3 separate regions of the Homo sapiens genome follow, and all the other regions are linked to region 2. A link is a contact called in ENCODE Hi-C or POLR2A ChIA-PET data. All regions are on one chromosome and are shown on one strand. The core of a region is the stretch at or near the end of the contact, and the rest is flanking DNA. Distances in the headings are between cores, read along the strand shown.

Region 1 (4,190 bases), core at 290-2,789, 5.1 Mb after region 2:
AGGTCACTGGAGTACAGTTTCTGTCAAGTTCTCAGGTGATGCTGATGCTGCGGGCTCCAGTGACTACACTTTTAGAGCCAGTTTTAAAATACAAGGACTTGCAGATCCCACGTCCAGACTGACTCATTGGACTTGGGGATGGAAATCTGGCATTCCACCCCTCCCTGCCCCCTCCCCCCAATTTTAATGTGTCCAAGGGTGAGAATCATTGCTCCTCTGTGGACTATGGATGGTTCCCTGAAGTTACTGAGTTTGGGATTTAATAAATATATGCATTCCTCTGGGTCAACTACAGGAATTCTGCGGTATTTAAGGACATTAAATGAGTGACTTAATACTTTATTTAAAAAAATACCACTGCTTTTTGGTTCACACTAATTTTCTTCCTTCTTTTGGAAAGGCATTTCCGTCCATCTCCTGGATATTTTCCAATACCACGATAGAAAGGTTATTAGTACAGCACCCAGAGGTCTTCGGAGCAAAGCTGTTAAAGAAGTGGGGTCCATTTGAGCCCCAACTTTGCCTTCCTTAGGTCCCCTTGGGCTTGTCTAGCCCTAGGAGTTCCAACAAGTAAGCTGGGCATGCTCAGTGGGCAGGGTCGTTTTTTTTTTTTGGGTGGCGGGGGGTTGCAAGTGGGAAGCCTGCTGTTCAGCTGCCGGGGCTCTCCGCCTCCCCCCACCTGTATGAGGCTGGGTCTGGGGAACCTGTGCTCAGCATTCCACCCCCTGGAGCTTGGGCTTGGTCTTCCCTGCGGGTCCCTGCGCTGACATTCAGGCGGGGAGCCAGGAGGCCTGGCGCGCCTCCAGAGCCCGCCGGGGGAGCCGGGCGAGGGTTCTGGGCTCTGACGGCGGGGTCGCAGGGTCGCCCGCCTCCTGGACACGTCTGTAGGCCTAGGGAAGCCTGCCGGCCGGGAGGTACAGAGTAGGAGAAGCCAGATCCCAGGGCGGACAACGAGAAGTCGTCAGGTAAGCCAGCCCCGCCAGCGTGCCGGCGGACGAGTGTCTCCTCTCCCGCAGGCAGATGGCCAGGGCGGCCCGCATGGGCGAGGGCACAGGAAATCGGACACCGCCACCGTCTTCCCCAGCCTGGCCTAGCTCAGGCTTTCCAGTCCGCCAGCCCGCTGGCAAGGCGGGGCGGAGGTCTGGAGTCCGGCATCGCCGAGGCACAAAGCAGGAACTGCAGCCAGGGGCGAGGGCCCTTGCGTGTGGCGCTGCGCGACCCCACCCGGCGGCAGGACCCGCGTCCCCGTCTAGTCACGTTCATTGGGCCACGGAGACCACCTCGCTCGCCGCCCGCTGTTGGCTTTTCCCTCCCACACCCCCGCCAACCCCGGCCCCGGTTCCCGCCCCCACTTCCGCGTTTCCCCGCTGGGCCGGAGGAGCCTGGGCCCGAGGTATCCGGGCAGGAGGTGGCGGCCTCGCCGCCCTGGTCAGGCCTCCGGGAGGGAGCAGGCGCGGGAGCGGGAGGAGGAAGTCGGGAAGAGGGAAGGCGGGGGCGCGGCCCGCCCGGCGCTCGAGTTACACCCGCCCAGCCCGCCTCGAGTGACAGCCCCGCGCGCCTCGCTGGGAGCACCCGGGCCGAGGCTCTGATTCTGGGGGGAGGCCGACTCCACCCTGGCTGGAGGAACTGGGTGCTCCTGCCCGCTGGCCCCTCGCGCGTGAGGATCTATCTCAGGTGTGTGCTTCCTGGGAGACCCCTTCCCCCGCCTCTAGTATTCTAGGGGGGGAGTGGTCCCTTTCTGACCCGGGCGAGTGTTCTGGGACTCCAGTCTTGGCGGTAGGTGGTGGCGGGAAACGGGAAAGATTTAGAATTTCTTCCCACCAGCAGAAGATGGATTCGCTCTTCTCTAGGGTTTCGTTGTTTATGTTTTGGAGGCGGCATTTGTAAAATAGTAAAGTGGCAGGACTTTTGGGGCGAGGGTTGGTACCCCATTGAAAGTTCATGCAAACTTTTAGCTTGTAGATGCGGCTAGTCTGATAAGGATTGTTGCTCCCTTCCGAAGCAAGAGTGAGAACGAGTCTGGAGGAGGGCTGAGGCTTCTTTGAGAAACTCAGCTGCTGGCGTGTGACCGTCCTAGGAGGAAATGGAAGGTGCACACTGATAACTTAAAACAGCCTCCACTCCCTATGTAGTAACTTCTACCAGCAAAAATAGATTTGCAAAGAGTGCTTTGGCAGGAAGGTGTAGCTGGGTGAATGAAGTGCTGCTCTTAGCAGATGGTCTCTAGTCTGGCTTCCACCTTGTGCAGTGGAATATTCACTCCCAGAAGAGTTCCAGAGTAATTTACAAACACAAATTCTTGCAAAGTGTTAGTGACATGGGCAACCCAAATCACACACAACACATTATAAATATCATAGGAGGCAGCTATAGAAATAGCAGCTAGTCAACTTATACTTGTATAAATAGGTGAGGGAAGGAAGTTAGTAAGTGACAGGGAGTCTTTATTGCTAAAACAAAACTGTTAGTATTTTGCATGTGTTCCAAGTTTAAAGAGATGTGAAGTTTCTTTTTGGCGTGTGGACGGTGCTGGCAGCTGTCACACTGGGCCCAGGCACTTCTTCGTAGCTACTGACCACTCTAGTCCCAGTCCTACAGTTCTTGCTGGCTACCACATGACATCTGGATGCCATTGCCCAATGGAGACCGTGTGCAGTCTGGGGAACCTTGTGATGTGGATGTTGAAACCCCCCTCTGTTTCTCACAGGGGCGTTATGTCAAATTACAACACTCCCTTGACTTTTACAAATCAACTCGTGAAATAATACAGCAATATTTTAATGAATAAATGGGTAAATATGGGGTTTTGGGTTTGAGAACCAACAATGGATTCATTGCAACTGTCCATTCTCATAGCTTATAGAGTCACTTTATTTTATAAAGAAATTCTAAACAGCATTAGAGCTCTGCTTCCTTCTTTCTCCCTTGTGATTCATTCAAAGATGCAATGGCTTGGTTCAGGAATTGACAAAAGGGCCACAGTGTTACCAATTGTTAGTGAGTGTTACCACCCCCTTTAGTTTTTTTTGTAACTATTTAATCTCATTGTAGATATTTTAAAAGATTTGATGATTATTGTGCATAACTCATGTTGGCAAACTATTATAACTCTGAACTTATCCTGTTTGGTTGTTTTCTTTCATCTCTAGCGTGTAAGTTCTATGAGAGTAGCAGGGCTTGTTCTGTCTTGCATACTTTCAAAACTCTAATGCCTGGAGTGGTGACTAGCTTGTAATACACCCTCAATAAATGTTTTCTCAATGAGTGACCTCCAATGCCTAGAGGGGTGACTAGCTTGTAATACACCCTCAATAAATGTTTTCTCAATGAGCGACTGAACTGTGGAACAAACTCCAGCTGAGGGTAGTTGTGGAGCGGGGAGCCAAAGACTTTGGCCTTAGGTCATCTTTTAAAACTCAGCCTCAATTGTCTCATTGGCAAAATATGGATAATAAATGCTATGACGTGTGTAAAATTGCTAGCAATGTACCTGGCAAGTAGTAGACTTCAAAAGACTAGCTTCCATCCTATATTTTTCCTTCTTATACTCAAGTAGGAAAATATGGGCAAAGAATGTAGTTAGCTTGAAAATTTGGGCAAAGAATTCTTGCATGTTGTGCATGAATTATCCGTACATTTTTTTCGGTTAGTTGAGTGTGTTGGGATGGGGAGAGGAGAGGCGAGTTAGTGGTAGCTATGGTTATTAGAGAAGGGAAGCAATTTTCAGATCAGTATCTAATTTCTCAGTTTTAGTTTTTGAATGTGATGATGTTTCTGTTTAGGTTTTCCAAAACTTGATTCTTTCTGTTTGTCAACACCTGGACTCATGGGGCTATCCTAAGTGCAGAAACAACACTTCAGAAAGAGGACTAGAAATCAAATATATGAACACTAGTCTTCTTAAATGAAATTTTCTGTATTCTTGTGCAGCATTATATTGTGTAATAAGTGCTAAATAAAAAAATAGTTAACCTCTTTTGAGAAGCTTACAGTTGTTTAACAAGGTAAAACATAGATGGAAAACAATTGGAGACCAACATAAGACCTCGTACAATCATTTTTCCAGTGGTAGGATGTTGGCCAGAACTGATGTGATTATGAAGGAAAAGGTTAATATTGGCTCAAGTAGTTGGAGACAGCTTCCTGGTGAAGGGAATGCCACTTCAGTAACAGAGAGACTTAACATGTCC
Region 2 (3,941 bases), core at 1,230-3,729:
TCTTAAATAATTTAGGAAAAGGAAAAGTTGTTTTACTGTACTTGCAACTTTTCTGTAAGTTTGAGATGCCTTGAGACGATATATATATATAAGTATATATATATTTAAACCACATCTCTCTCTCTCTCTCTCACACACATACACACACACACACACACACGCATACATATATACATATATATCGCTATTGTATCAACAACTGCAAAATCTTCTTAATGGTCAGCCATGGTCTGATACATTCTAACTCCAACTCACTTTCCCGTCCTATTTAGTCAATTCCTCAACCCAGTTCCCTAACCACACTGAACACTTGGATAGTTCCTTTTCTTTCCTCTGTCCCTCAAACTGTCACATCCTTCCTCCTCTCCCAAACTTAATCTCCATCTAATGAAATCTTACTGTTCTTCAAGGTCCATTCCAAATTTTCCCCAAGCTCCCGAAGCCTTTTCTGATTCCCCCAAAGGATGTTACTCCCCCTCCTTTATCTCCTTTGCGGCGCTTTAATTACGTGTGTACCTATGTCATTTTCCGTGACACATCAGTAAACATGTTGAGGGCTGGGACCATGTCTACTCCTCCCTGCAGACATTCAGAGCACTTTCTCAGTATAAGCTTACACACTGAAAACACTCCATTTAGAGAATTATGTGGTATCTTGACTTAAGTATTTGTTGTACTCAGGACATCACATGTATATGAAGTCCTCTTATTACATTTCAGAAGACAGAAACTGCAATGTTATTTAATTGCTTTTTATTTTTATTATTGTGACAATGCCAATATTCCAAGAGCCTGTAATAAAGGCTCTCAGCATAAATGGTCTACTATCTAACACCACCAGAACCCTTTTGGCATCTTTTGCATCTGGATACTTTTGCTCTATGCATGAGTGGGATGTATGGTCATTCCTTTTATGCAATCATGTAGTAGGCAAAACAATGGCTCCCTCAAAGATGTCCACATCTTAATCCCAAGAATCTGTGATTATGTTAGTTTATATTGCAAAGGAGAATTAAGGCTGCAGATTGAATTAAGGTTGCTAATCAGCTTGCTTTTAAATATGGAGAGCATCCTGGATTATCTGTGGGAGCCCAGTGTAATCATGAGGCTACTTAAAAGTGAAAGCGGAAGACAGAAGAAGAGTCAAGAGTGAAATGTGACCCCGGAAGAACTTTCAGAGGCGCAATGTTGCTGGCCCTGAAGATGGAGGAAGGGCTGCTGAGCCAAATAAGGTAGGTGGCCTCCGGAAGATGGAAAGAGGATTCACCCCAAGAGCTTCCAGAAAGGAAGGCAACCCTGCCAACACTTTGATTTTAACCCAGTGAGACCTCAGTAGGACTGCTACAGAATCCTAAGATAGTAAATTGTGTATGTGAGTGTGTGTGTGTGTGTGTGTGTGCGCGCGCGCGCGCGTTCCTATGTGTTTAAGCCACTAAAGCCATGTAATTTGTTATGGCAGCGAATTAAAAAAACTGATACAAATCAACATCACCGTATTTCCGTAATACAATCATATAACTGCGGTGCCAGGCCGTGTAGAATCGAATCTTCCTATATGCATGCGTGGCAGCAAAAAGAAAGGCAATAGAACGTCTGCCTGTTGTACAGACTGGAAACACAGTATTCTCCTTCGGATGTCTCCTTCAAGAAAAACCTTGCCTATTCTGACACGCCAGCCATGACTGCACAACACTGCCCCTACCAAGAATCGTTTTCTTAAGAAATCCGTTTTCCTAAGGACTATCTCCAGAGACACTCGGAGAAAACAGCGAGGGCCGGGCGCGGTGGCTCACGCCTGTAATCCCAGCACTTTGGGAGGCCGAGGCGTGCGGATCACGAGGTCAGGAGATCGTATCCATCCTGGTTAACACGGTGAAACCCCGTCTCTACTAAAAATACAAAAAAAAAAATTAGCCAGGCGTGGTGGCGGGCGCCTGTAGTCCCAGCTACTCTACTCGGGAGGCTGAGGCTGGAGAATGGCGTGAACCCGGGAGGCGGAGCTTGCAGTGAGCCGAGATCGCGCCACTGCACTCCAGCCTGAGCGACAGAGCGAGACTCCGTCTCAAAAAAAAAAAAAAAAAAAAAAAAGAGAGAAAACAGCGAGGAAACACAAATAACTTTATGTTTCAATTTCCTCAATGAAGCAAAGCAAACAAGTGACAAGGCTCGAAGCCCTGACGGCCCAGAGACTGCACAGCGGGCCCAGGAGCAGGTGCGCCCCCTCGAAGGCGGCGTGGCCTCCGCGACTCGGCTGCGGGCAGCTCCCGGGGAGCAGGGTCTCAACTCCGGCGCTGTCCCACTTCCGTCGGCGCTGAGGGCTCCCACCTCCCTTTCCACCCCCGGCTCTCCAGCCCGGGACTGCCAGCGGCGGGAGTGGCAGCCGGGGAAGGGACTCCCCACTCACCCGCGTCCGCCCGCCGAGCGCAGCTCCCCAAGGCCCAGCGCGCCTGCCCTTCCCGGAAAACAGCAGCGCCTGAAACGCCGGAACCCCGGGAGGCACTGGGAGGGGAAGGCCCGGGTTCTCGAAACTGTCGCTGCCTCCTGCAGAAGCGCCGCGGGAGAGCTGCGGGGTCTTCCTGAGGAGGTGGCCCTCGCAGGAACAGCTGGGTTCCCCGCGAAAAGAAAAAGACAGTGAAAAAGAAAACTGCTTTAACGGCGATTTTTCTTTAGCATTTAACCAATGCTCAAATACTAAACATGGTTGTCTCCAATGATTAGTCACTAACAGAAAAAAAAACTAATTTCACTTTCGATTTTTAAAAAGGGGTGGTTTTGCGGAGGAAAGCAGAAGTATACCTGAAGTTTCCGTACACACTAATTTTAGGGAACGCTTTCTAAAACCAGTTTTTTGCATGTATTTTATAAGGTATGTTGGAAAAGTGGATAGAAACCAAATAAAGTCAAAGCAGGAATCGCTCTTCATCAGATTGTAACTCTTTTGTAATTTCTTAGTCATTGTAACACTAGTTGACAAATGTTTACAGTCAGCACAAGATCGGCGTTTCTGTGTCTTTTGTAACATCCCCCGGGGCCATGAAGTTGGGAAAGCTGTGGTGTTCCTGTTGGTTTCTGTGACCCATGTCCCTTGAAAGTTTTCTTATAATCTCTTGTTTTGTTGTGGAGCTTGTAAATAAATACTTCACTAGGTGTGAACTTTTCCTTTGAAAATTCAAACATCTGGTTTATTTCAAGAACTGCAGTGTCTCTTAATCCCACACAAAGAACCACCCCACAGCTGCCCCGGCTCATAAATACAGATGTGGGAAGAAAATGAGTCAAAATTATTTCAAGGCATAAATTATAGGTTATCATGCTACCTAGTCACATATAATAACTGATACAGTGGTCTAAAATAGTTTAACAAAAGTAAAATTTCTTTGTATCAAAAAGGTTGATGGGAACCAGTTTAAAGTGGTGACATTTCTCTTTTTTTTTTTTTTTTTTGAGATGAGTCTTGCTCTGTTGCCCAGTCTCCAACTCCTGAGCTCAAGCAGTCCTTCCACCTCCACTCCCAAGTAGCTGGGATTACAGGAATTCACGACCGCACCCAGATTTTTTGTACTTTTAATTTGGGTGCTGGGGGCAGGTATCTAACTGTTTCCCAGGCTGATCTTGAGCTCTGGCCCAAGTGATCCCACCACCTCAGCCTCCTGTAAAATGGCATTTCTAAGTAAAAAAAACGACTTCTTTGTGCTTATCAGACCAGTTAGAAAATACAAAAACTCCTTCTGCTGCAACTTGAGAAAGAATTACTTTAGTTTTACCTTGAAATTTTAGAGGGAATATGAACTCTCGAGGTTATTTAGTTGAACCTCATTTCTTCTTATTTTTATTTTTTACAAGAAGATACTAAAGGACAGGACCATGGCCAGAACAGGACTAACTTAATATATTGACTCAGATTCTGTTTAAAAGGCAAATGATACAGGTGGAGGGGAAGT
Region 3 (4,048 bases), core at 761-3,260, 8.4 Mb after region 2:
CGGCGCCCGGCTGCAAAATGTCTGCAGCATAGCAAAATCTCAATAATTATTTATCACTCATGATAATTACCTGAATACTAAAATCAGAGAGAGTACATTAAAAAGAAACACAACGAACCATTCTTAAATAATAAAAACATATTCATCAGTGGTCTTTATTTACTAGCACCAATAAAAAACTAGAAGCTCTGTTTAGCATAGGAAATTGGTGTCATACTCACTTTATAATATCATCAGTGCTGGGTGGGGACAAAGCCATAATCTGCCAAAATCTGCACCATCCTTGCCAGGTTTGGGAGTTCTGTAGAGTAGTTACCACTGCCAGGTCTGACTGCCATAGCTCAGGAAAAGGGTGCAGTCATTTCTCTTAGCATAATCTTGAGAAGATGTCTAAGAGACCTATGTAATATTAAGTCACAGAAAGAAACAATATTATTGGTGGTTTAGACATGGAATGTAATAGCTAACAATTACGGAATGCTTACTTGTTTCAGGAACTGACGTGTTATCTCATCTAAACAATGCTACAGAGCATGGGTACTGTTATTAACCCCGTTTTACAGGAAACCTAGGTTTAGCAAGGTTAAGGAATTGCTTGAGATAACAAAGGTAGTAAGAGGCAGGGGTGGAATTTGAAGCCATATAGTCTGGTTCTTCAGGGTGTATACATCCGTGTATCTATAACCACAATGCTGCAGGGGCACTCGAACAGGCTGGAAAAGAATTATTTTTCTTTAAAGGGCAAATTAATTTCCTCAAAAGTAATCTCTGTTCACTTTATCCCATACCAGATGCTTATTTTCATTTCATATCCTAAAAGTTAGATTGGCACTTACATGCCAACTTAAAATACCTTTAAGTCTTTAAAATTTATAGTATTTTAGAATTTATCATAGTGAAACATGTACAGTCTGTTAGTCCCCAAGACAATAAAATAAGGATGATAGTGACTGATACTCCATTCCCTTCCGATGTAATGACAAACACGTAGAAACACTGTGTTTCATTTATTGGAATTATTTGGATCCAAAGGATTGCTTTTAATACCTTAACAAAATAGGTCATTAAAAAAAATCAAGTGCCTTTCAGTATTCTTCCAAGTTTCAATAACTGATCTTTTCCATTAAAAAACTTTTGATTCATTATTCCAAATCAACATATCATCTAAATATTTACACATAGTTAGATGTAGCTTTTCCCTAACCTACTCCCTTTTATTTATTAGTACTCATTTACATCTTAGTTTGCCACATTTACAGTTCTTTGAAAGTTTCATCTAATATTCACCAGACCATTCACCTCACAATTTTCCTCCCTCTTTCTAAATAGGTGAATTTGTTTACTGCAAAATCGATGGCTACGCTATTAAAGGTTACTATCACGATTTTAAAAGACATGATCACCATCATTTACCAAGATTCTTACCACAAGGAAATGATCACAAGGTTGGACAAACAGGCTCCAACTCTTAAGGGAAAGGGCTTGCAGTTAGATCACACAGGGCGGGCAGGGAAGCAAGCGGGGAGGGGTAGGTCGGAAAAGGCAGTGCTTGATTCAATTCAACATTCACTGCGCCACTTACCAAGAGCCAGAAAAAGAAAAAAAAAAAAAAAAAAAGCCAACCAGCTGGGCGTTATTTCGAGCACGGGGCCCTGCAGGTGGGCCTGTGGGCGGGGACCCGGCGCCCGGGAGGGAAGGGGCTGGCTCAGAGACTATAGACGGGCGGGGACCGCCCCGGCCCGGGCCTCCAGCGCCCGGCGCCCGCACACTCGCCAGCCCAGCTGCCGGCACGCCGGCCAGCCAGCCGCTGCCGCTTACCAGTGGCGCCTCGCTGACTCCCCGGGGGCAGCTCTTCAACGGTTCCCGCAGTCAGAGCACCACCCCGCGGTGGGGTACCTCCAGCCCGCCCGCAGCTCTCGGTCCCCGCCGCGCCGCCACTCTCGCGAGAAGCCAGGAAGTCCGCGAAGTGGGGGGAGGAGGAGCAGGGAGGGGCACTTAACGGTGGTGGCTGGTTCTGCGCCGGATCCGGGAGAGGGGCGGGCGCCATTGTGCTTCGCTGCCGACTGCATTTCCTCAGTCACGGGCCTAGAACTCCAAGGAGAAAGGCGGCGGTGCGTGTTGCTGCGAGTGGGACGCGCACTGGTCGGTGCCGGCTCAGGAGCCGGGGTAATGAGCTGCGGAGCTAGTTCTTCTCCGTCTTGGGCGCTAGTTCGGGACCAGGCCGCGAGTGGGGGAGGGGAGGAAACGAAGAGGCCTGGGGACGCGGAGGCCGCTTCCTCTCAGGATGAGGTGGAGAAGCTTGGTCCGGGGCCACCGGGGCCAAGGGGCCACAGCGCAGGCCTCCCTTGCCAGGGGCCTTTGGTCGGGTGGTGGAGTTTGTGGCGGGTGCAGGGGACAGATTGTGTGTCTTCCTCAGGGACGTGTGGCGGGTGACGGGAAGAAGCCTGAGCCCTCCTTTGGCGCGGGGCGGCCTCCTCTTGGGCCGTGGGGCGGGGGGTCTTCGGAGCCCTGCGGGCCGCGGGTGTCGCGCGTGAGCTCGCCGGTGAGCGCGGGGCAAAGGCGGGCAGGGCTCCGGCTCGGCCAGCCCGGCCTCGAGTCGAAGTGACTTCGGTAGCCCCTTAGATTCGGCCAAGATTGTCTTATTGGTAACGTCAGTTTTTGAATATCGTGACGCCCTGAGAGTTATTTTTGTGTTGTGGTGAATTGTGGGTTCTGCAACTCGAAGTAGGTGATTGTATTAAAAATGGACCTGTTGGCCTAAGAAGTAAAAATATAGAAGGCGCCGGGAGTAGGAAACTCCCTCATTTTGGTGAAACTGCGTATTGAAGATGTGTGTCCACCCCCTCACCCCAAAATGCTGCACTTAATACTTTTTCTCAAGTACCAAAGTAAATATATTGGGAAAGTCTATCTGGGTAATAAATTCGTCACGACTAATGTTGTTTGTTACTATTAGTTAAATGTGTGAAAACTGAAATTTGGCGAGGTTTTCTCCCCCATTTTGTAGGATTGATTAGCTATTTTTCTGATTACATGTTATTTTAAATCTCCACCTTTCTGTCCAGAACCAAGATGTAGGATTAAAGATGAATTTTCGATTTAAAAATCCAATAGTATACAGTTATTAAGAAGGCACACATGTAGTGTAACTAGATCTTTTACTTGAGGTAGCAAAAAGTTTGTTTGAGAAATGAGGTCAGTATAATATTTTTATTTAACAGCTCTACAGCATTTTGGGAGACAGGACTGGTGCATGAGGCAGTAGCACCAGACTCAGAAGACCTGGGTTTGAGTCTTGATTTTTGCCATAGTTATTTAAGTTCACGAGATTGTCTCAGAAACATGGCAGTTAATTTCTAGAGAGGATTAAATTTGCTGAGGTGGTGTGTGAAGCAGTCACTAGGGGACATAATACTAGTCTTGGTTTTTTTCCAAGTTTAGTGCTGGGTCAGGTGTCTTGAATTAAGAATTCCTACTTATTCAAGTACAAATGATTTCTTTTTTCTGCCACCTGGAAGAGGGCTATTTTCCCAGATAAAGCACGAGGATGCCCAGGTTATGTTCTACATGAAGGTGTCAGGTAACGAACTTGGACACAAAAGTCATCCATGACTCTCATGTAGCCAATTTTTAGTCCGCTCCATACCCACCTTACACAACTCTTTTATCTGCTCTATGTTCAAGAATCGTCTACATTTTGACATTTTATTGTAGGAAAATAATTTTATAATGCAAAATCTGTCAAATATCTTAAAACTTTTTTAGATAATTTGTAATTTGTTGTAGTCAAATTACAAATTATGGAGAGCTTCACATTACAAGAATGAGCTTGACATGGCATCTGCCCTCCACAACTCACTGTTTAGTCATCAGACTAATGTATAAACAACTATTATTATCTTAATATGACTGTACAGTGGTTCTGTGGGAGCATAGGGGAGGGGTGCTTAATCTTGGAAATTTTACAGGATTTATTTATTTATTGCCTGAACTAAGATGTGAAGGCTCACTAGGACTTTGATAAAGAAACTGCAAAGTCATGATATTA

The links. Hi-C counts contacts between places; a loop is a spot of excess contacts on that map. ChIA-PET counts read pairs that join two places held with the same protein, here RNA polymerase II (POLR2A). Pooled maps may share reads with other maps.
Region 1: a pooled map shows a loop between it and region 2 (28-fold over the local background). The contact joins the promoter of GPD2 here to the promoter of NMI in region 2. A Hi-C loop is called at or near these places in 5 of 50 pooled maps.
Region 3: a map of CD4-positive, alpha-beta memory T cell shows a loop between it and region 2 (22-fold over the local background). The contact joins the promoter of MARCHF7 here to the promoter of NMI in region 2. A Hi-C loop is called at or near these places in 1 of 168 maps with a recorded cell type or tissue (CD4-positive, alpha-beta memory T cell) and 2 of 50 pooled maps. POLR2A ChIA-PET finds 5 or more read pairs at or near these places in 1 of 52 experiments (CD8-positive, alpha-beta memory T cell).

Annotation. Positions count from the first base shown.
Region 1 is chr2:156,434,840-156,439,029 of GRCh38, forward strand. It overlaps GPD2 (glycerol-3-phosphate dehydrogenase 2), which reads left to right and starts at 1,540. Exons shown (of 17, transcript NM_000408.5): 1 at 1,540-1,674. RefSeq lists silencers at 642-811, 1,252-1,661 and an enhancer at 1,052-1,101.
Region 2 is chr2:151,287,189-151,291,129 of GRCh38, forward strand. NMI (N-myc and STAT interactor) reads right to left here and starts at 2,480. Exons shown (of 8, transcript NM_004688.3): 1 at 2,405-2,480. RefSeq lists enhancers at 1,029-1,198, 1,999-2,048, 2,069-2,118, 2,509-2,588, 2,649-3,068 and a silencer at 2,249-2,448.
Region 3 is chr2:159,710,496-159,714,543 of GRCh38, forward strand. MARCHF7 (membrane associated ring-CH-type finger 7) reads left to right here and starts at 2,011. Exons shown (of 12, transcript NM_001282805.2): 1 at 2,011-2,111. It also overlaps a transcript of BAZ2B not described here. RefSeq lists silencers at 1,460-1,969, 2,490-2,609 and enhancers at 1,586-2,252, 2,020-2,299.